Regions from separate parts of the Mus musculus genome. Here all the other regions are linked to region 2. The links are chromatin loops, found by intact Hi-C in ENCODE. Cell type or tissue: gastrocnemius. All regions are shown on one strand. Region 1 has its middle 39 kb from the start of Gm41019. Region 2 has its middle 3.5 kb from the start of Gm31630. Region 3 overlaps Cmya5 (cardiomyopathy associated 5). Region 4 has its middle 3.0 kb from the start of Gm41019.

Region 1 (5,000 bases), 88 kb before region 2:
GGAACCTTCATTTTAGTCTGGGGACACAGACATCAGGTTTTAGTTGGAAGGCAGAGCTCCCAGATTGAGGAGCTGGTGACAGAGGAGTGTCTATAGAAGAAGTACAATCTTTGTCCCTTAGGGATGGACTTCCTACATTTGATCCTTGTGGGGGTTGAACAATTCTTTCACAGGGGTAACCTAAGACCATCAGAAAATGGATAAGAACATACAGACATTTATAGTATGATTTGTAACAGTAGCAAAATTACAGTAATGAAATAACCACAAAAATAATTTTATGGTTGGGGTCACCACAACATGAGGAACCATATTAAAGGGTCACAGCATTAGGAAGGCTAAGAACTACTGTTTCAGAGCGTCTTCTGGAACTGAGGCCTCCCAGTCTCTTCCAAGGCATATGGTGGGGTACCTCAGTGGCAGAACAGGGTTTCGTTGTCAAAAAGAGAGGGGAGGAGTATCCTGGAATCTCCTGGAAGCTGACTTCTTAATGAGGGTCTTTTGTTCTCAGGGATCTCACCCTTTCCTTCTGTGCCAACACTGTATCTCCTTGAAGATTTCCCCCTATTTCTTTTCCTCAAATGTCTTCAGACCAAAGTCCGGACAAGAATATATACTTCATGGTTTTTGTTTCCTTTTCCTTAGTGTGCTTTAAGTGAAGAAAATGAGCTGTTCCAAGTCTTGGTCTCAGGCACCTAGCTCACAGTGGTCCACAGAGTTACGTGTTCCTATCATTTTTAATGGTCCGACATGCATCTCCAGGAAGAGACCCAAGCGCTTTTACCAACAGAGAAGAGGCGAGACAGTAATGGGCTCATTGATAAGCAGTTCTCACAGCTGGAATTCCCACTGGTCATGGAGCAGCAAGAATGAAGGAAGGGCTTGACTCAGTTCTAAAGGACATTCTGTGTTAGCTGTACCTTTTCCTAGACTTGTCCCATGTGACCTTATTTCTCATTTTCTCTTTGGGCAACGTGCTGTGAGTTTTCACCCATGAGGAAGTGACAAATGCTACTTTCAGCAAACAGCTATAGGGAGATACTTTGTGAGTGGTTCCAACTGAGCAAAACTGACGGGAAATTCTGTCACATAGGACAAAGGGGACTATAGAGGCTTGAGTAATTAGGAAAAAGAAGACAAAACAACAATAATAGCTTCCTCCTCCTCCTCCTCCTCCTCCTCCTCCTCCTCCTCTTCCTCCTCCTCCTCCTCTTCTTCTTCTTCTTCTTCTTCTTCTTCTTCTTCTTCTTCTTCTTCTTCTTCTTCTTCTTCTTCTTCTTCTTCTTCTTCTTCCTCTCCTCCTCCTCCTCCTCCTCCTCCTGCTCCTCCTCCTCCTCCTCCTTCTTCTAGACAGAATATGTGTTGTGTTGCCCATGTTAGTCTAAACCTCTGGGCTCAGATGAGAAAGGTACTTAGTCTTTCAACCTCCCAAGTAGCTAGGACTTTTTGAAATTAGCCCTTAAAGGATTGGCTAAGCAGAAAGAGGGTTCGAGAAGACAATTTAGATGAATTAAAGAGGATATGGTAATATATTGGACATATGTGTAATATAATTATATATGTAAAATAGTGCAAAATTCAAGAGGATTGGGTGATACACAGTCACAGTGTGTGTGCCCGGGGTCCCCATAACTCAACTCTTTTTCTAGAGGTAATGTTAATATTAGCATGTAGTTAGTAAATGCAGAGAACCCATCCATTCCCTCACTCGAGGCTGGATGATGGAACCATCTTTTAAGAACAGAATCAAGCATGCATGTTTCCATTGTTTTCTCTGTGGTGAGTCACATGGCATCTCTTTCCAACCTCTTACTCCACACTAAAGACTCCACACACCATATTGTGGGCCAAGTTCCTGTACCAAAATGTAGAAAATTTGAGACCAAAGGTAATTATCTCTGCCCCCACCCAGAAATCCACAAAACTCTTCAGAGACTTTGGGTTCCTACAGGGCAGTCATTGTGGGCTTGAGCCAAAAAGGAACAGAATCCAGATCTAAGGCACTGGGTGCCCTGGCAGACCCGTGGCATAATCAGTCATTAGATGGAGACCAGACTGGCTCAGGTGGGGACAGAGGCAAGGCTTCCTCTGCCAAGAGCTAGTGTGCAAAGCAGTTCCCCAGAGAACCCTTGAAAACCATTGGCATGCATCATGACTCTCACAGAGGGGTTTACAGACTGGGGAAGAAAACTGAGAGCACATATTTGGAGCCCAGCTCTCCCCAGCTGGGTTTCCTGACCAGTGAAGGCCTCCCTCATGGAAAGGTTACAAGGGAAAGATTCCGATTTTTCTTCCCCTGCTGTGAAATCAATTAAAAACAGGATGGATACAAAATGGTTTTATAACCTCCTCCACCTCCTGGCATGCTTTCTTCTTGGGGATGGGCCAGCCCAGAGTGAAGAGACCAGAGTCTCATGGTCTGAAAATTCAGCAGCAGCTTAAAGAACAGTGGCCTGTTGCTCCAGCTCTCCTCAGGGGACCTGAGGCTGGCTGGGAAATGTCTCCCTGGAAAGTGCAGAGAGAGAGGGGGATCCCAAGGAAGGGGAGTGTGAAGGAGGCTCCAGCCAGCCTCAGCCTCCACAACCCACAGGGTCCTCAGGAATAAAGCAACCAGATTTCAAAGAGACTTTATCCCCCAAAGAATAATTCAAAGGGCTTGTGATGCTTAGACAAAATTGATTTATAGGAACCAACATCAATAATTGTTCTTGCTTGCTTTAATCATAGATGGCCTTTACTGAGGACCACTTTGATCCAGGCTCATCATTAGGCGCTTTCTGAGATTACCTCTGATTCGTGTAATACCATGCCAGATTAAGTAATATTTTCTCCAATTTCAGTATAAGAAAAATGAGGTCCAGAGGGGCTAAATAATCTGGCTAACACAAAACAGTAAATGTCAAAGTCAAGTCTAATTTACATTGTCTGCTAACAATAACAATGCTACTTTAACAGTAGTAATTGTAATAATAGATGTTATCAGCTGAATACCCGTGTACCTGATACTGGGCTCTTTGGAACGTGATACCTGAAATCTTCATAACAGGTAGGGAGAAAGCTTCCCAAGATCATGTTACAGATGAAAAGCTTATAGCTCAGCCAACAGCTCAAGGACATGCATGAACTGACTTGGTGAGTCTGGCTTTGAACCCAGGTCCTTTGATACTGGTACTCAGTCCAATGTGACTGGATGAAACTTCAGGGATTCAGGATTACACACTCGTCCCTAGGTGTTTTTGATACTTCTGTTGTCTCCAGACAGAGGCCCCAGCTTGTCAATGGTTCTCTGAGACTGAACTGAGCTGTACACAAAGAACACAACAGGCTCTGCCAACACACATTGTTCTCAGCTGCATGTAATGTTTCCTAAGGTCTTGGCCAACTTGGCTCAGGCATTTTAGACATCTTGAGGGCCATGGTTCTAAGCATCCTGAGTGGATCGACAGATTCTGTTGGGACACTGTGCTTCAAACTACAAAGCTGCCTACATTTTCCCCAGTGAAGAATATTAGCTGGAACTAACTGGTCATTTCAGAGTATGGCTGTCCAGTGTCCACTGCACTCTTGACGAGAAGTTATGTGGATGAGATCCCATGGTTTAGATCCCCTCCCTACTCGTTAGATAGCTCTCACTAACTGTCTTCTCTGGACCTCTGTACTTTCTAAAGCACAGTAAGACAATTACCACTGTTAGACTAGTCCTCCCCTCTCCTTCCGTCACCCATGGACGATGGTGAGACAGTTCACAATTGGGTAGACTTGGAGAAATAGCCAATAGCATGCATGGGTGGCATGTGCCCACAGCTAGAACATAAGCTTCCTCAGGCTCCCTCTGTGCCCACGTCTCTCATGATAGTCAACTTCTAGCCACTCTGACTCAGGGACATTGCCCTGACTTGAAACACTTCCCTCTGAGGGTCTTAAAAGCTCACTCTGAAAGTCTAGCTAGACTTGAAAGTAAAGCTTATTTCTAGAACGATCTATTTCAAAGGTTTATTTCTTGACACTTGAGATTGCCATGCCATTTCAGCTGTCCCACTAGTACCAGTGATTAGTCATTCATTCATTCATTTTCCTTCAATGAAGGTCTATTGAAACTTCTCTTTCAGGGACCAAGTACTGACAAGTACTGTGAACAAGGAACTTAATTGACAAATGGTCCAGCTATTGTGCTCCATGATCCATTACTGCCTCTGTACTAGGGTCATGCTTCCTGTGGGCAGCTCCTGGCCACTGAGTGTGACTAGGATGCAAAGGCAGCCTTTTCCTTGGGAACATGCTCCTCTGGTGGCCACCTATGAAATAAGGTATCTCAGCAACCATTTGACCCACTTTCTATTGCTGCATGTTCTAGGATGCTTCTGCCCAGTCGTTTCCCATGTTCCCCTTCCCTTGGAGCCAGCCTGCTCTGTTCTCCTGTGTGCTACAGGCCTGGATGACATCGCTCAGGGATGCTGAAAGAATTAGCTGACAAAGAAAGATGAAGATGAAGGAAGGGGCAGGGACTCAGGGCAGACCAGCACATTCCCCTCCTCCTCAGGAGGAAGAAATGTCAAACCTTCAATGCCCTTCCTTTAAAAATTCCAGACCATTTTTGATAGAAAGCAGAGTGTTTCAGGAATAAGGAATTGTTAGTAGAATCATTTATTTTATTTTATTTTATTTTATTTTACCTACAAGATTTTGTTTTCCTCCCCCTAATAAATTTTTACCCTTATGGTGGCAATAAGAAGGCAGAAGAAGATTCTACTGTCTCATGTTGGTAGGGCCAACTCCTGACTAGAAGCCTAGGTAGACTCCAGGCTGGACCAGCCCAATAATCTGGCATGCTTGTATGGAAACCAACACTGGGTTCTCTGTAACTGATGGCAGTGAGCTTCTAGATCCTTCTAACCAGTAGTCTAGATTCAGGTCCCTCGTGGCTGCCCAGGGAGAACATCCCAGCTCTGGCTGCCACTTGGCAAGCAGAGCTCTCACTGCACACACATAAATTGCTTTTC
Region 2 (5,000 bases):
AACCCAGGTTCCCCGGGACCCCAGGCTCTCCTTATTCCAGTATGGTGTATGGACTAAAATCTGACCCGTCTCTGTGCCGCAGTGATGGGAGGGACACGTGGAAACCCCTGTCTAGCTCCTTCTGCCTACTGTTCTTCAATAGTTTGATGATATTCTGCTAAAATAATCAGTCCCTTTGCCCAGCCCCATCTCCATCTCCTTCCTGTATGCGGACGTCTTCCATTCCATGTGAACGTCCGAGCAGGAGGCAGGGAAGTACAATGTGCACAGCTCAGGCTACTGCCTGGATTTCTCTTTCTCTGCTCTCCTTGGTCAGCCATGCCATGTAGTAGTTTTTAAAGGTCAGCCAAAACGTCAGTGTGACATTAAACTGCCTTTGGCTTCTGGTATATCTTAGGTCATTTCTCCCTCTGGCTGCTTCTTCATGGCCTCCAGTGTTCCTAATTCAGGTCTCTACCCAGAGGTGCAAGGACAGCAGGAGCTCTACCTCTGTGACCTGCTCTTCTATTTCATTTTCCTGTGTGGTAGAGGTGGGTTGAGGAAATGCAGATCTCTCCATCCTTGCTCTGGGAGGTACACCATTGGCCTTGTCTCCCTGACACCATAGAGAGACTCAGGAGGAAGGTCACAGAAAATTTTGTTCAGATGCTCACTGCACTCAGTGCCTGTCTTTATGGTGCCTCTATGAGTCAGTGTACCAAGGGCTCTTTCTCCTAAGGAGGTGTTTCTTTCTTTCTTTTTTTTTTTTTTAAAACTCCCAGGGTTCCAGTCCTTCCTGGTAATTTGGTATCCTTGTCTGTCTGGGAAGCCATGGGCTCCTGGGCCCACAGAAATCAGAACATGTGGATAGAGGGTTGAAGTGTGGTTTTCCTTTACAGCACTGGGAGATGTGATTGTGTGCTCCCTTGTCCCAAAAATGTATCTTTTATCATCGTATCCATCTCACCGTGTTTTCTTTCCCTCCCCCTGCCCCACCTTAAGAAGTCTGTAGATGACTGGGTCCTTGGCTTCTCAGGAACTGTGTAGACAAAACACAAAATTAAAACTTCCCCTCCCACCTTCAGGAGCAGAGGCCTTAGTTCTAAGAGGATTCTTTTTATTTATCATTTAAGGGATCCAAAGAAGCAATTTCTCAAACTCCACAGAGAGCCTGTTTGTCTGGCAGGAGGTAGTGGAGAGGAGACAGGGAGATGGATTTGTGGGTTCTAGGAGCTGAGAGCCAGCCCTGCTTCCAAGGAGAGTGATTTCAGTACACATTACCCCAGGGCACTTGGCAGACAGACTTGGAGGTGGCTGGGCCTGAGGGTCCAGTCCAAGGGAGGCTGCCACAGAGATAAATGATGTGGGCCAAGGAGCCAGGGCCAGGTGGGCTTCCTGCAAAGGCCTTGGCTGGCCTCTGACATCAACAACTTCCTGGAGCCCAGGAACACTGAGGTGACACATTTTTCATTTTCTGTATTTCTTCTGCCAACAAGAAGAAACAAGAGCTTGGCAGTGGAAATTAAGTTGTTATAAGAAAATGGAGAGATTCTTAAACTTTCTGTTTGTGGACTGGGATTTACGGCCTTCCTCACCTGCCTCTGCACGCACCCCTTGTGCTAATCCAGTGAGGAGGGAAGGGCTTTGTTCACACTTTATGTCTGGACCTTCTGTCCTGGGCCCAAGAATAGGCCTCTAGCTGTGACCACAAAAGTATTCAGTGTGTCTCCCCCTCCCCACCCACCCCATTTCAATAACCATTCATCAAAGAGTTTTAAATGGAAAGCATTTGGTAAACACTGCTCAGTTTTTCCAGGCCCTTCCACCTCGGAGGGATCCGGCACATCATCTTCAGGAGACTGGATAGCCCTCAAGAGGCTGGGAAGCAGACTCCTTCCGGACAGACCTAATTAACACTGCGGACCCTTTCTGTCGCCCGCCTGGGTGTTCTGGCACAGGGTCTGCCTTACTGTTTAGACAATACCTAATCTTGGAAATGCCTCTGTTGAGGAGCCTCACCCCCCCCCCCCCAGCATATATTAAATTGACTACGCACTCAGCTGGGGGAGCAGAAATCAGACTCGGGAGGGAGAGACTGTTACCGAGAAACAGGAGGGGTAGAGATGTGACCAGGACTGAAACTACACTGAAATTCTGATTAAAGTACCAGACCCAGTTGCACAGAGGTTTCTCAGGAACACTCACACTGTTGAAAATAAACTGGAAAAAAAAAGTGACTACACACTGGCTCTCGTGTGCAGTTGTTTAACAGACATGGTGTGGCCTGTTTCCACTTCCTGACATATGGCTACTGATGAGGGAAAATCTATTTTGATTGCAGAGTGACCTTCAGCAGTTGGATGCTCTGAGAGATGAACAGCAGGCCACATTGTTTTCTTCTTGCTCACACGTCACTTTCTGGCCGTTCTTGACGGGTCATAAACACACATAGAATGCTAACTCAGTGGCTTGCTAGCTGTCCTCAAGTTGAAAAGGCACTTTTAAAAATAAATGTTCCTTATGTCTACTTTTTTCCACATTTTCAACTCTGACATTCAAGTGGCCATCACAGACCGTCAAGTAACACATTTGAAACCCAACTTTGGAGCCCCCCAGTGTGTTTCCTCCTCCAGGGCCTGTGGTGAAGCACCAGGCTATGCATGCTGTAGGTGAGATCATTAGAAACAGTGCTCGTTAGCCGTCATTACATTGCAAAGTAAGCTCAGTCTATTCTTCTAAGTTCCCATAGGAAGCTGTGTGTGCAACCAAGGCAGATGACTCCACCCAGGTTGATGAGATCCACTGTGGCAAACACTCAAGGTCTTCTCAGCCTGCTCAAGGCTGGGAAGGGCACATGCTATGTCATTCGTGAACATTCACCAGTGATCAATTACTTTGAAGCTGGCCTTGCTTGGATCTTCTTGTTAGAAAGCTGATATTCATCTTGGTTCCGGGACTCCACAGAACTTAGGAAATTAGTCTGAACAGGTGAGAGGGTGCGCCACAGAACCGGACAGCTTCTGGGACAGGCGGAGGCACAGAGCCACTGAGGCAGCACCCTTTGCGGGCCGCAGACAGCCGGCCACCATCCGGACCAGAGGACAGGTGTCTGCCTGGCTCAGGAGGCGGCCTCAGCCTCAGGAGCAGCGGGTGCCATCTTGGTTCCGGGACTCCGCCGAACTTAGGAATTTAGTCTGCACAGGTGAGAGTCTGCACCACAGAAGCTGACAGCTTCTGGGACCTGCCAAAGCAACACAGCTTCTGAGAAAGGTCCTGTTTTGGTCCTTCTTCTTCAGCCAGGAGTAGGTCCAAACACAAGATATCTGCACACCTTCTGTGTAAGAGAGCTTGCCAGCAGAGAGTGCTCTGAGCACTGAAACTCAGAGGAGAGAATCTGTCTCCCAGGTCTGCTGATAGACGGTAACAGAATCACCAGAAGAACAATCTCTAAACAGAGTCAACTATAACTACTAACTCCAGAGATTACCAGATGGCGAAAGGTAAACGTAGGAATCTTACTAACAGGAACCAAGACCACTCACCATCATCAGAACCCAGCACTCCCACTTCGCCCAGTCCAGGGCACCCCAACACACCCGAAAACCTAGACCCAGATTTAAAAGCATGTCTCATGATGATGGTAGAGGACATCAAAAAGGACTTTAATAACTCACTTAAAGAAATACAGGAGAACACTGCTAAAGAGTTACAAGTCCTTAAAGAAAAACAGGAAAACACAATCAAACAGGTAGAAGTCCTTACAGAAAAAACAACAAACAGGTGATGGAAATGAACAAAACCATACTAGACCTAAAAAGGGAATTAGACACAATAAAGAAAACTCAAAGTGAGGCAACACTGGAGATAGAAACCCTAGGAAAGAAATCTGGAACCATAGATTTGAGCATCAGCAACAGAATACAAGAGATGGAAGAGAGAATCTCAGGTGCAGAAGTTTCCATAGAGAACATCGGCACAACAATCAAAGAAAATGGAAAATGCAAAAAGATCCTAAATCAAAATATCCAGGAAATCCAGGACACAATGAGAAGACCAAACCTACAGATAATAGGAGTGGATGAGAATGAAGATTTTCAACTCAAAGGACCAGCAAACATCTTCAACAAAATTATTGAAGAAAACTTCCCAAATCTAAAGAAAGAGATGCCTATGAACATACAAGAAGCCTACAGAACTCCAAATAGACTGGACCAGAAAAGAAATTCCTCCCGACACATAATAATCAGAACAACAAATGCACTAAATAAAGATAGAATACTAAAAGCAGTAAGGGAAAAGGTCAAGTAACATATAAAGGCAAGCCTATCAGAATTACACCAGATTTTTCACCAGAGACTATGAAAGCCAGAAGAGCCTGGACAGATGTTATACAGACACTAAGAGAACACAAATTCCAGCCCAGGCTACTATACCCAGCCAAACTCTCAATTACCATAGATGGAGAAACCAAAGTATTCCACGACAAAACCAAATTCACACATTATCTCTCCACAAATCCAGCCCTTCAAAGGATAATAACAGAAAAAAAAACCAATACAAGAACGGGAACAACGCCCTAGAAAAAACAAGAAGGTAATCCCTCAACAAACCTAAAAGAAGAGAGCCACAAGAACAGAATGCCAACTTTAACAACAAAAATAACAGGAAGCAAGAATTACTTTTCCTTAATATCTCTTAATATCAATGGTCTCAACTCCCCAATAAAAAGACATAGACTAACAAACTGGCTACACAAACAAGACCCAACATTTTGTTGCTTACAGGAAACTCATCTCAGAGAAAAAGATAGACACTACCTCAGAATGAAAGGCTGGAAAACAATTTTCCAAGCAAATGGTATGAAGAAACAAGCTGGAGTAGCCATCCTAATATCTGATAAGATTGACTTCCAACCTAAAGTCATCAAAAAAGACAAGAAGGGGCACATCATTCTCATCAAAGGTAAAATCCTCCAAGAGGAAATCTCAATTCTGAATATCTATGCTCCAAATACAAGGGCA
Region 3 (5,000 bases), 260 kb before region 2:
AGAGGCCCTGGGAACATCTGTGGGCAGCCAAGCATCTTAGAGACTCAGAAGCCTAGTGGCAAGAGACAGTTTTAAAAGTGGAACCACTTTCCATTGGTAGAACTTAGACTGCTCACTACTCTGTTCCATCTGCAGATACTTGTTGGATACTCAGCATGCCAGGTACTTCCTAGGCCCAAAAGATGACAGACAAATGCAGTGAGTGGAAAGCAGAGTGCTACCTCCTGAACCTGCCTTCCCAGTCTGGAGATGAGCAAATGGATAATATATATAATGTCCCAGATGGGTGCAAGTTCTGTGGAGATAACTATAGCAGGATAAAGGTGCTGCCATTTGGAATAGGATGCTGAAGAAGGCTCTGCCGAGCCATATTTGAGCAGAGGCTGAAGAAATGTGTCTCCTGCAAGTGGCAGAGCAGGTGTAAAGGCACTGGGGTGGGAAGGAACACAGGGAACTCAGGCTGCTGGAGTGGAGTGAGTGGGGTGGGGTGGGGTGAGGCTGACAAGGGTGAGTGCAAGAAACCCAGGCTGCAGATCTGGGGCTGGGGAGCGGGCTCAGCAGGTAAAGCTCATGCCTGCCGTGAAAGTGAGGAATGGACTGGGATCTCCAGCATGCCTGCCTGTACACACATGGCCTGTCTGTATTACAGTACTCAGGATGAGACAGGGAATCCCTGGGGCAAGCTGGCTAGACTAGTCAAATCTGAGCTCTGGGATCAAGTGGAACATTATGCTTTAATATAGAAGATGCCATTAAGGAAGACACCAACACTGACTTATGTTTCTCCTGGCATACACCCCTACTAACCCCTCCCCACCACACTCCCCCAATATATCTGGGTTGTAGACCCCAGGTAAGGCCTCACAGGCTGTGATCAGGGCTTAGATTTTATTCCTAGTAAACTCAAAAAGCTGTGTTCTGTCTATCATACCGTGCCATTCAGGAGTCAAAACAAAACAATTTTTTTTAGAAGTAGTGATTGGAACACTTCTTTAAAGGCTATAAACATCAGTCCATTCAACATTGTCACTTGGGTAAGCTTTTAGAACACGTAAGAGGTGCAAGAACTGTTGTAAATGTTTAAAACCCACAGTGCCCTGGATGCAGAGAGATGTGTTGAGAGATACTTAGTTTTCTTTTGTTTTTGTTGGTTTCTGTATGAGGCCTTTTCCACTATTCAGGAACCTTAACAATGTTTCTGTTTTACGGCAGCCTCCATGGAGTCAAGGTTGATTTTCCCTATGGAAACATGGAGGGTTTTAGAACGGTTCCTAAAACTTCCAAATCACCTTCATTACAGCACTGGCAGGATCTGTGTAAATAACACGCCAATCTGGGCTGATAGCAGTAAATGTCCTAATGGCATTCCATTGTAACTCATCATTGCAGGGAGGCAATCTGGTGGGAGATGAGGGTGGAAAATGAAGGTGGTTGCTATCAATCCAGGGCACTCTAAGTCACTTGCCAACTGTGTGGTGTCTTTCACTGGTTTGCTTACCAAGGTGTTCTGACAAGTGTGTTATTTGAGCTAGCTCTCTTCTGAGGTCAGTGGAAAGTAGTGCTGGGGTGGGAGGGGCGCCTGGCTGCCTCAGATGCCAGAGGCTGAGGGAGGAGAGAGGAGAAAACAGAGGCCCTTGGAACCAGAAAGCTAGGAGCTGCTGAAGTGTTGACTGACTGGCTGTCACATGCCCTTGGTGACACCTTGAATAGAGAGGAATAATGCAAGAATTGTAATTAATTTTTCCCCTTGAAAACAGCAAATCTACTAAAGTGTAGGACATACTGAGAGAGAAGCAACAACAAAATTATGTTCCCTGGCTGTTCTAAGCGTGGGCTTAGGGAAAATATGGTACTACTCAGATATTAGAACCAGATCACCCTTCCATGTCAAGCAAACTTAGAGTCAGATGCAAGAGACTGGGTGTGATTCACACAGAAAAAGAATCTTTTGTCATTCCAGTGTTAGCCAATAGAAATATAATGTCAACCACATAGATAATTTAACTTTGTTTGTTTCTCTGTCTGTCTCTCTCCTTCCCTCCTTCCCTCCTTCCCTCCCTCCCTCCCTCCCTCCTTCCTTCCTTCCTTCCTTTCTTCCTTCCTTCCTTTCTTTTTGAGATGGGGTTTCTCTGTGCAGCTCTAGTTGTCCTGGAACTCACTGTAGACTAGGCTGGTGTCAAACTCAAGAGTTCAGCTTGCCTCTGACTCCTGAATGCTGGGATTAAAGGCGTGTATTACCACTGCCTAGCACTAATTTTAACACTTTAAGTGGCCATTAAATTTATACAAAGAAACAGATGATAATAATTTATCATCTAATAATTTTTTAATTCAATAATCAAGGTACTATTTGTAAAACATAGTCATTAGATTACATTGTCTTGCACTGTGTCTTGAAACTCTGGGTACATTTTATTTTAGAGCACATCTCAGGTGCCCTTCCCTCACTACAGACCTGAATGGCTCTGTAGCCACCTGTGATGAGGGCTGGTTCCATTCCCGGCACTTGCTGTGCTGCCAACTGCTGCTGTAAATGTTCTGATGCCGTCCGTAATCACTCAGGATGCCCAGGGAGCTGAGCACGTTTGCTGGTTGTCTAAGTGAATGCATACGTGAGTCAGTGAGCGAGCGAATGTGAACATGTTGAACTTCTTCAGGAAGCAAATATCATTGGGGCATTGAACTTGGATCAGGTAGACTATTGCCAGTTGTTGACCAGAGATTGACAGTGCTCAATGACTTTAGAAATACAATAGCCTGGAGGGCACGGTGACAAGAACTAAGGAACTGTTCAGTTATGTCATCTGCAGTGAGCATCTCTGCCTTCTGTGGCTTGTCCCAAAGCTGCCCCTAGACCCAGGAAGGATAGGTATAGCCTTTGTTTTTTGCTCAGGGAAGAATTCTCTCTGGAATGTCCCCAGTTCAGAAAACCCTGCACCTGATCCGGAAAGTCCAACCTATATGGGAAGATTAGTCTCCACTCTCTATCTACCAACATCAGTCTCTAAGCCACTCCCTGTGGACCTCCCATGTTTCCTTCATACGATGTACTTTTCTTCAGGAAAACTCAACATGCTAAAAGTCACTCATCATTCTGTGCCATCCCATCTGTCTAATTTTTTTTTTTTGTAAGTAAAGTTTCTAATATATCTACTCTAACCTATGGAGTAGGGTGTCTGTCACTGAAGTTACTGCACTGTGAGGTGGGTCCTAGGGAGCTGAGGTAGGGGTCTGGCTTGGACCTCCTAGTGGTTTTCTTTCAGTCTCTGGGTCTCCTGTCAACCCTTCTCCCTCCATCCACAGCAAAATCAGTGACTGCTCTGTCATGTACTTGGCAGGACAGCCTGGCTGCTGATGGCACTTGCCCTAGAGGGACACTTTGATGTCATCTGCCTGACCCTCTTATACTTGGGACCAGTGACAGAGGCCCAGGGAAGAGAAGGACAATCAACACTCGCTCAGGGAGTCCATCACTCATTCTGAACACTGTCACTCATTATATGGAATGGTTTGTTTTTAAAAATAAGACAATACCTCAATGAGATAGGCATTGCTTTCACCCTGATTTTGTGAGAGAGAAAACAGAAGGTAAAACTATTGAGTAATTTACATAATTCCAGATAGCTTGCAGGGCGTAAGCGAGGATGCTAGCATGTCCTATGACAGAGTCAGTGCTTGCCTTCAGTGATACCTGTTCTTCTTTTCCAACTTCTTTTTATTGGAGCATAAGTTTACTATTTTAACATTTATTTTTTTATAAATTTAAAAAATTTATGCGTATATGTATTTCTCTGCTTGTGGCTATTCATACATGTATGTGGGCCAGAAGACAGTGTCTGATTCCCCTGGAGTTACAGGTGTTTGTAAACCATCCAACATGGGTGCTAGGAACCAAACTCATGTCCTCTGCAAGAACAACACGTGTTCTCAACTGATGAGTCCTCCCCTCTAGCCCGAATAAATGATTATTTCAATTTATTTTTATTTTTTTTTAAAGCAAAAGCATAAAATGCCTGGCAAGTTGTTGCTAACTCTGGCCAGCACCTTTGCTGTATTAAGTTTCTTAGTGTGTAATGAAGAGAGTCAATCTTGCGTTTAAAAATAGACATTAAGCAACCCAGCACACTTGGGTTTCAAAAGGTCAAAGCTAGCAACACCAAACACTTCTCTATGTGCCATACAGGGTCACATGATACACACTGTGGGCATTTACCATAATAGCCACACAATTCTGATACTTTCTTCAATGTTAAGTATAAGGTGGTAAATTTTTAAGTTTTTCAATCTAGCTTTTTCTTTTGAAATATTTTTAAAAATATTTTTATTAATTTCTTTGAGAATTTCATATATTTCTACAATATATATTTATCATATTTGCTCCCCACTCCTCCCCTAACTCCTCTCAGATCTGCTCTCCACATACTTTTATTTGACATAGGGTCTCATACTTTAGCTCAGACTGACCTAGAACTCATGTAGCCCAGGCTAGCCTCAAACTCACAGAAATTCTTCTCCCTCAGTCTCCCAGAGCTGGGATAGCACGTACCTGTCACCTAGGGCATGGTCCTGGGACAGAGGAAGGGAAAGATGAGGCTTGGCAGTAAGTGGGCCCTATCTATAGCCTTACAATTGCACCCCATCTTTCTAGCTGCCAGGAGTGCACCAGGCTCCTCAGGAAGCTGCAGAAAACAACAACCTCCTCCTAACCCTTGTCCTCAGGAGTCCCAGACTCCTTAAAAACATCAACTATTAAAAGAGTGTGACATTCACAAAGGAACTCACACAATATGTACTCACTGATAAGTGGATATTAGCCCAAAACCTAGGATTCCCAAGATATAAGATACAATTTGCTAAACACATGAAACTCAAGAAAAATGAAGACTGAAGTGTGGACACTATGCCCCTCCTTAGAATTGGGAACAAAACACCCATGGAAGGAGTTACAGAGACAAAGTTTGGAGCTGAGATGAAAGGATGGACCATGTAGAGACTGCCAT
Region 4 (5,000 bases), 120 kb before region 2:
TTTTCTTAATAAAATTTCACTGCCTTACCTCAGCCCTTGTCCAACGAAAAACTAAGGTGTTTATAAAATACTTATATATTTTAGTTTTATCTTGTCAAGAGACTTAGGACATTACAGATATTGGGAAAGGAGAACAAAAACAGGAGGTGACTGCTGTAAAATACATTTGGTAAGTGACATAATTTAGTTCAATAGTTCTTGAAGCAAAGTTACAAAGATCAATAATGAGTTGGCCAAAATGAGAACCAGTATTGCCATTTCACCCCTGCCCACAACCTCAGCAGACATTACTAATGGATTGCAGTATTCTTTCTTTCTGACCTAAGGTTGGACTCACATTTCTTCTCAAGAAAAAGCTTCATGGTTTGCAGATAACATTCAAATGAAAGAATGGGGCTTTGGTATCACATATTCTAGAATATTTGAAAGCCCACACAGTAGCTGGAAGATATAATCACTTTTAGAAAAGAAATTGATGTGGCCATGTGCTAGAGGAAACTGCTTTCTGAAATGTCCAGTTAGTTGTAGTAGTTTGTGGAAGGATCATCTACGAGGAAAGGGTCAGAAAAGGTGGCGGAGTGGGTGTGAGCCTGCTGTAGGTAGGAGCTTGGCTTGTCTCAACTCCCTGAATCTGCATTCACACATAGTCCTGTAAACTGTGTCATATAGTTAACGATCTGTATATTTACATTTAGAGTAGGGGGTAAGTTAATAGAAATGAATTAAAATTTAAAATGTAGTTTCTCACTTGAAGTACCCCTGGCTATTGCCTTGGACTCCACAGACAGAACATTTTCATCACCTTACCTAGGTCTCCAGCAATCTAAAGAAAATCCCACTGCCATCTTACAATTCTGTACAATTGGCTCAGCAACCCAGGGGCTCAGCCTACCTTGGTGGGAGTTAGTCTCTTTAAGTTAATGGCAGAAACTGGCCTCTTAACACTGCCATCCCCCACGTATGCAGCCGGAAGAACCAGCCTAGGAACATGAAAGAGAGAAAACATACAGTTTCGAAAATCAAAATGATTTCCTTTGACAAGAAAGTCAGGAAGAACAGATGGCACTCTTAAAAAATGAAAATCTGGGATCAGAGAGAAGGAAAGAGCCAAGAACAAGGCTCAGGGTTGCTGTTGAATTTTTTTCTGCACTCCCTCCCTCCCCAACTGACTCCAAGTGATCTTAGATGTTTCTGTTAAATACACTCATGAACTTCCCTTGAAGATTTCGGGTTCACAGAGAACTTGCAGATCCAGTTGGAATGAATGCTCTTGCTTCTGTGTCTCAGGGCCTCACGATCCCTTATCGAGCCTGCCTGCCTGTTGTTCTGGGTATGAGGTAGAGCATAGCTTTGACCTTGGAGACACTGCATGAAACTTTCTGCAGATGGTTCTTGATAATAAGGTGTTTGCTTATCTGGTTTCTAGGTTCTTTTTATTCCAAAGTAAAAGTGCAGTCAAATCGACCCATGGGGAGAAAGCAGATTAGGTAGAAATGGCATCTCTTTAGATTTCTTACTCTAATGCACTGGTTCCAGCTCCCCGTGAAATTGTCCCACCAGGATGCCAGCAGTAATAGAACAAGACAGGCCAGGGGAGGGGGGCTAAGCAGGATCGCACTTCTGGAATCCTGAGATCTCAGAAGCTGAGAAGACAGAGGCTAAATGCGAGGTGTCCCAATAGGCTAGGCAGGTACCTAAGAGGTGGAGGCATGGGTGCTGTCTCTACTGTCTCTACCAGTCTGATCCAGGCAATCTTGAGCCCATGGGGGTCATTTGTAGGTACCCTGCCTTTAACTGAGACAAAGAGATAGACTCTCAGTGTATCACAGGTAAATGGATAGAAGCAAATGCTACGGAGCCCTTTTATAGGAAGGTAATTCCCCATGAATTATCCCATCAGTCTTCACAAGAACTCTGTGAAGTGGGTATTCCGATGATTCTTCTCCAAGGTTGCACAACTAGTAAGTGGCAGAGCAAAGACATAAACTCAGAAAAGCCCCTTTCTATTGTGTTATTCTAACCTTGAGGAAATAACACTTTACATGTTATTGGGTGCTTACAGGATTTAGTCTACATAATGCCACTGCCTGTAAAAGTTCCATGTCTACCCTTTATAAGAAAATTAAAGCCCCCAAAGACATGAAATAATTGTGTATACAAGGCCAGCTTCTTGATGATTCTAAGCTGGGCACTGTCCTGAGCCACCTGTGTGTACTGGGTCAACAAGGTCTGTGTGACCTTCCCATCTGCAGACTAGAAGCCTCCAATTCATTTCCCAAGGCATAATCAATTGAGAAAGAGTTATGGTCCCTATTGGGAGCTGGATCTACTTGATTTTTAGCCAGTGAAGAAAACAGAGGTCACAGTTCTGTGTGAGTGCATTTCTCATCTTATTACAAGTGACTGTGACCGAGGCTCCTTTCTTGGCCTGCCTCAGGTCCCTGCCACAGCCGTCACAATCTGATCTCTTTTGATCCTGTTGTAAGTCTAGGTAGCTGAAGCTTCCTGAAACAGTGAAATCTTTGTCTTAAAGTGGCTCCATTTCAATGCCATTCCTTTCTACCCTGGGACAAGTCCATCAATCACTCATAGATGTTTTGCAAGCAAAGGGCAAATGCATTTCTCAGAGGACCAGCCTCCACCCCAGTATCCCAAGCCAAGAGCAGGTCAGGAAAGGGCTTGGGGTCTAGCCAGCCCCCTTTTCCAACGCGGCCATCTGGGAAGTGAATGTGCTTGCCTTCTGTTCCCACTTGGGGGTGGACACACCACAAGATGCTGTGTCTCCTGCTTCTGGAACATGTGGGTTTCCTGCCAACCTACTGTCCTGTGAGGAGGAGGAGGAGGGAGGTTTTATAATTGAGGACTCTTTACTTGGAGCATCTAGCTGATTTATTTGCTTCAGTGTCTAAGATCCAGTAACCCTCCCCCCCAGCAACTGTGAAAGCTAAGAACTGAATTAGTATAGTGTGTGTGGACCAGTCCTTTATTTTGTAGCTACTTCTTGAGTAGTGGCCTCTACTATTGTCTCACAGAAGGGCTTAGCATGGACAAGGGAGGACTGGGGAATAGACTTGGCCGTGCCAGCATAATTCATCCACTTGGGATTAACTTCTGGCCATACCACTTTCCACCAGTGACTCTGTGAGTGAGTCTTGGTCGCTTGGTTTGAAAATACAATGCATTTCACAGAGTTGTTAGAATTAGAGCCAGCAAGATGGCTCTTATTGGTTAGAGGTGTTTGCTGCTTAAGACTGCTAACCTGAGTTCAATCCCCAAACACATGTAAAGATGGGAGAAGAAAATCAACTCTACAAACTTATCCTTTGACCTCTACACTCACACTGTGGTATGCATATGCCTCCCCCCACAATAACAACAGTAGCAACAATAATTATAAGTTAAATAAAGTTTATTTTACATTTTGTAGGTTGAACTTAGGGCTGTGTGCATGCTCTAGTTTATTGTACATCTAAGTGATATAAAATAAAGCTTAAAAAAATCTAAGGTGTTAGACAATATGATAAAAATCAAGTAGATTCTTGGTATTAGCTGCTATGATTTGTGTCAAATTAAGAGACAACAGTGGAGGGGTGTGGAGACATGGCCAGGGAGGTTTTGACCGACCAAGGTTGACTTCACAACCACGCAGACCACTGTGTTTTCAGGAATGTTGTCCAATGGGTTGGATCACTCTAAGGAGCCATGGGCCACGAATCTCAGTTTCCTAAGAGCAAAGTTACTGCAAAGCAGGCAGTTCACCCAGGGGTGATGCACAGCTCACACGCCACCCACATCATTCTGCATTTTCAAGGGGGAGTTCTGAGTTGATTAAAGGTGCGTTCAGCATTCCTTCACGGAGAGATCTACAGGGCTTTGAAGGCCTCCTCCACCTCCTTTTCCCCTCTCCTCTCTCTCTCTTAGGACAGAGCACTTGTGTTTCTCTTCAGTGTCTCAACAGTGTCTTAGAGGACAACCTGCTCTAAGATAAATACACAAATGGAGAGGATAACTAAGTCTGGCAGTGTTTGAAACAAGGCTCTGGCCCATGACTCTCCCTCCATCCCTGACAGGCCCCTCATTTGTGGCCTGCGCAGAATCCACAGGCAGAAATCAGTAACAAACAGCCCTGGCACTGAACAGAGATGTGCATCCAAGCATGTTTATGAGCCGCAGGGAAATTTTCCCTGATAGAGCCTCAAGGGCTGGCCTATGGGTTGGTACAGCTGTCTAATAAAAGACCATCTTTGTAATCAGCGCTCAGTGGAAACGTACCATCTCATTTATAGAAACAGTGAAGCCACCTGCTATTTAAAGGGCCCTCCTCCTCTTCTTCCTCACCCCAGGGCTAAGTTTTCCAGCATACTCCCTCAGCCAGCTGTGTCTTGTCAAAATCCCGGTCAGTGCCCTGGGAAATATGATTCTGACCAACTACCCCATGAGCTATCGCTCTGCTTTTTATACTCTGCCTGGAGTCCAGGAGTAACGGTCTCATACACAAAAAATAGCTTCCATGAAAATGGTCAGCTAGGCAGGAACAAGATGTGCCTGGCGGACTAGGGGGTAATCAGGTCCCCTTCAGAATCACTGCTCGGTGATTCACTCCATGCTGTTCCCACACAGCTCCGGCTGAGTCAGGTTCTGACAGCTGAGAAGGCGGGAAGGGAGAGAGGAAGGGAAGAAAATGTCGCTGTAGAGGCAGGAGCCCAGCAGCTCAGAGTGGAAGGAGAGCTTTGGAAGATGCACAAAGCAGTAAAGAAACTGGGTATAGTGAACCCCAAACTCAAGCCAGCTTGGGGAACGAGTGCTGGTCAAGAACTCTCCGGTTAACTGTGAAAGGAGCCGCAGCCTCCCTGTTTTAACCTCTGAGTTATAAAAAGCTTTCTGCAAGCCATTAGCTCACCTTTTAAAAAGCCATCTCTACTGCTAATGGGGAAGATGGGACCTCTTGGTATCTTCAAGGGCAGCAACTGGAACATGAACCCTAGTTGGACCCTGGAGGG

Evidence for each region. A loop is a pair of places that touch in the nucleus more often than their neighbours do. Peaks named below come from ENCODE experiments on the same cell type or tissue, not always from the same donor. Only the 100,000 strongest peaks of a DNase experiment are listed, where the experiment ranks them.
Region 1: it touches region 2 in a loop (1.8-fold over the local background); 2 of 42 quality-filtered maps call a loop at or near these places.
Region 3: a loop joins it to region 2, with 4 times the contacts of the local background. A loop is called at or near these places in 2 of 42 quality-filtered maps.
Region 4: a loop joins it to region 2, with 3 times the contacts of the local background. A loop is called at or near these places in 2 of 42 quality-filtered maps.

Annotation. Positions count from the first base shown.
Region 1 is chr13:92,964,635-92,969,634 of GRCm38, reverse strand. No RefSeq gene overlaps it. Among named protein-coding and RNA genes, the nearest start is that of Gm41019, 39 kb to the left of the region's middle. In gastrocnemius, no CTCF peak of the experiment used is centred here; a DNase peak (open chromatin) is centred at 2,388; H3K27ac peaks cover 1,625 bases.
Region 2 is chr13:92,877,051-92,882,050 of GRCm38, reverse strand. No RefSeq gene overlaps it. Among named protein-coding and RNA genes, the nearest start is that of Gm31630, 3.5 kb to the left of the region's middle. In gastrocnemius, no CTCF peak of the experiment used is centred here; DNase peaks (open chromatin) are centred at 1,308 and 1,917; H3K27ac peaks cover 3,093 bases.
Region 3 is chr13:93,134,829-93,139,828 of GRCm38, reverse strand. All of the region lies in intron 1 of Cmya5 (cardiomyopathy associated 5), which reads left to right. Among named protein-coding and RNA genes, the nearest start is that of Cmya5, 7.4 kb to the left of the region's middle. In gastrocnemius, no CTCF peak of the experiment used is centred here; a DNase peak (open chromatin) is centred at 2,518; H3K4me3 peaks cover 4,236 bases; H3K27ac peaks cover 4,914 bases.
Region 4 is chr13:93,000,349-93,005,348 of GRCm38, reverse strand. No RefSeq gene overlaps it. Among named protein-coding and RNA genes, the nearest start is that of Gm41019, 3.0 kb to the left of the region's middle. In gastrocnemius, a CTCF peak has its summit at 2,726; DNase peaks (open chromatin) are centred at 2,709 and 4,158; H3K4me3 peaks cover 1,026 bases; H3K27ac peaks cover 4,241 bases.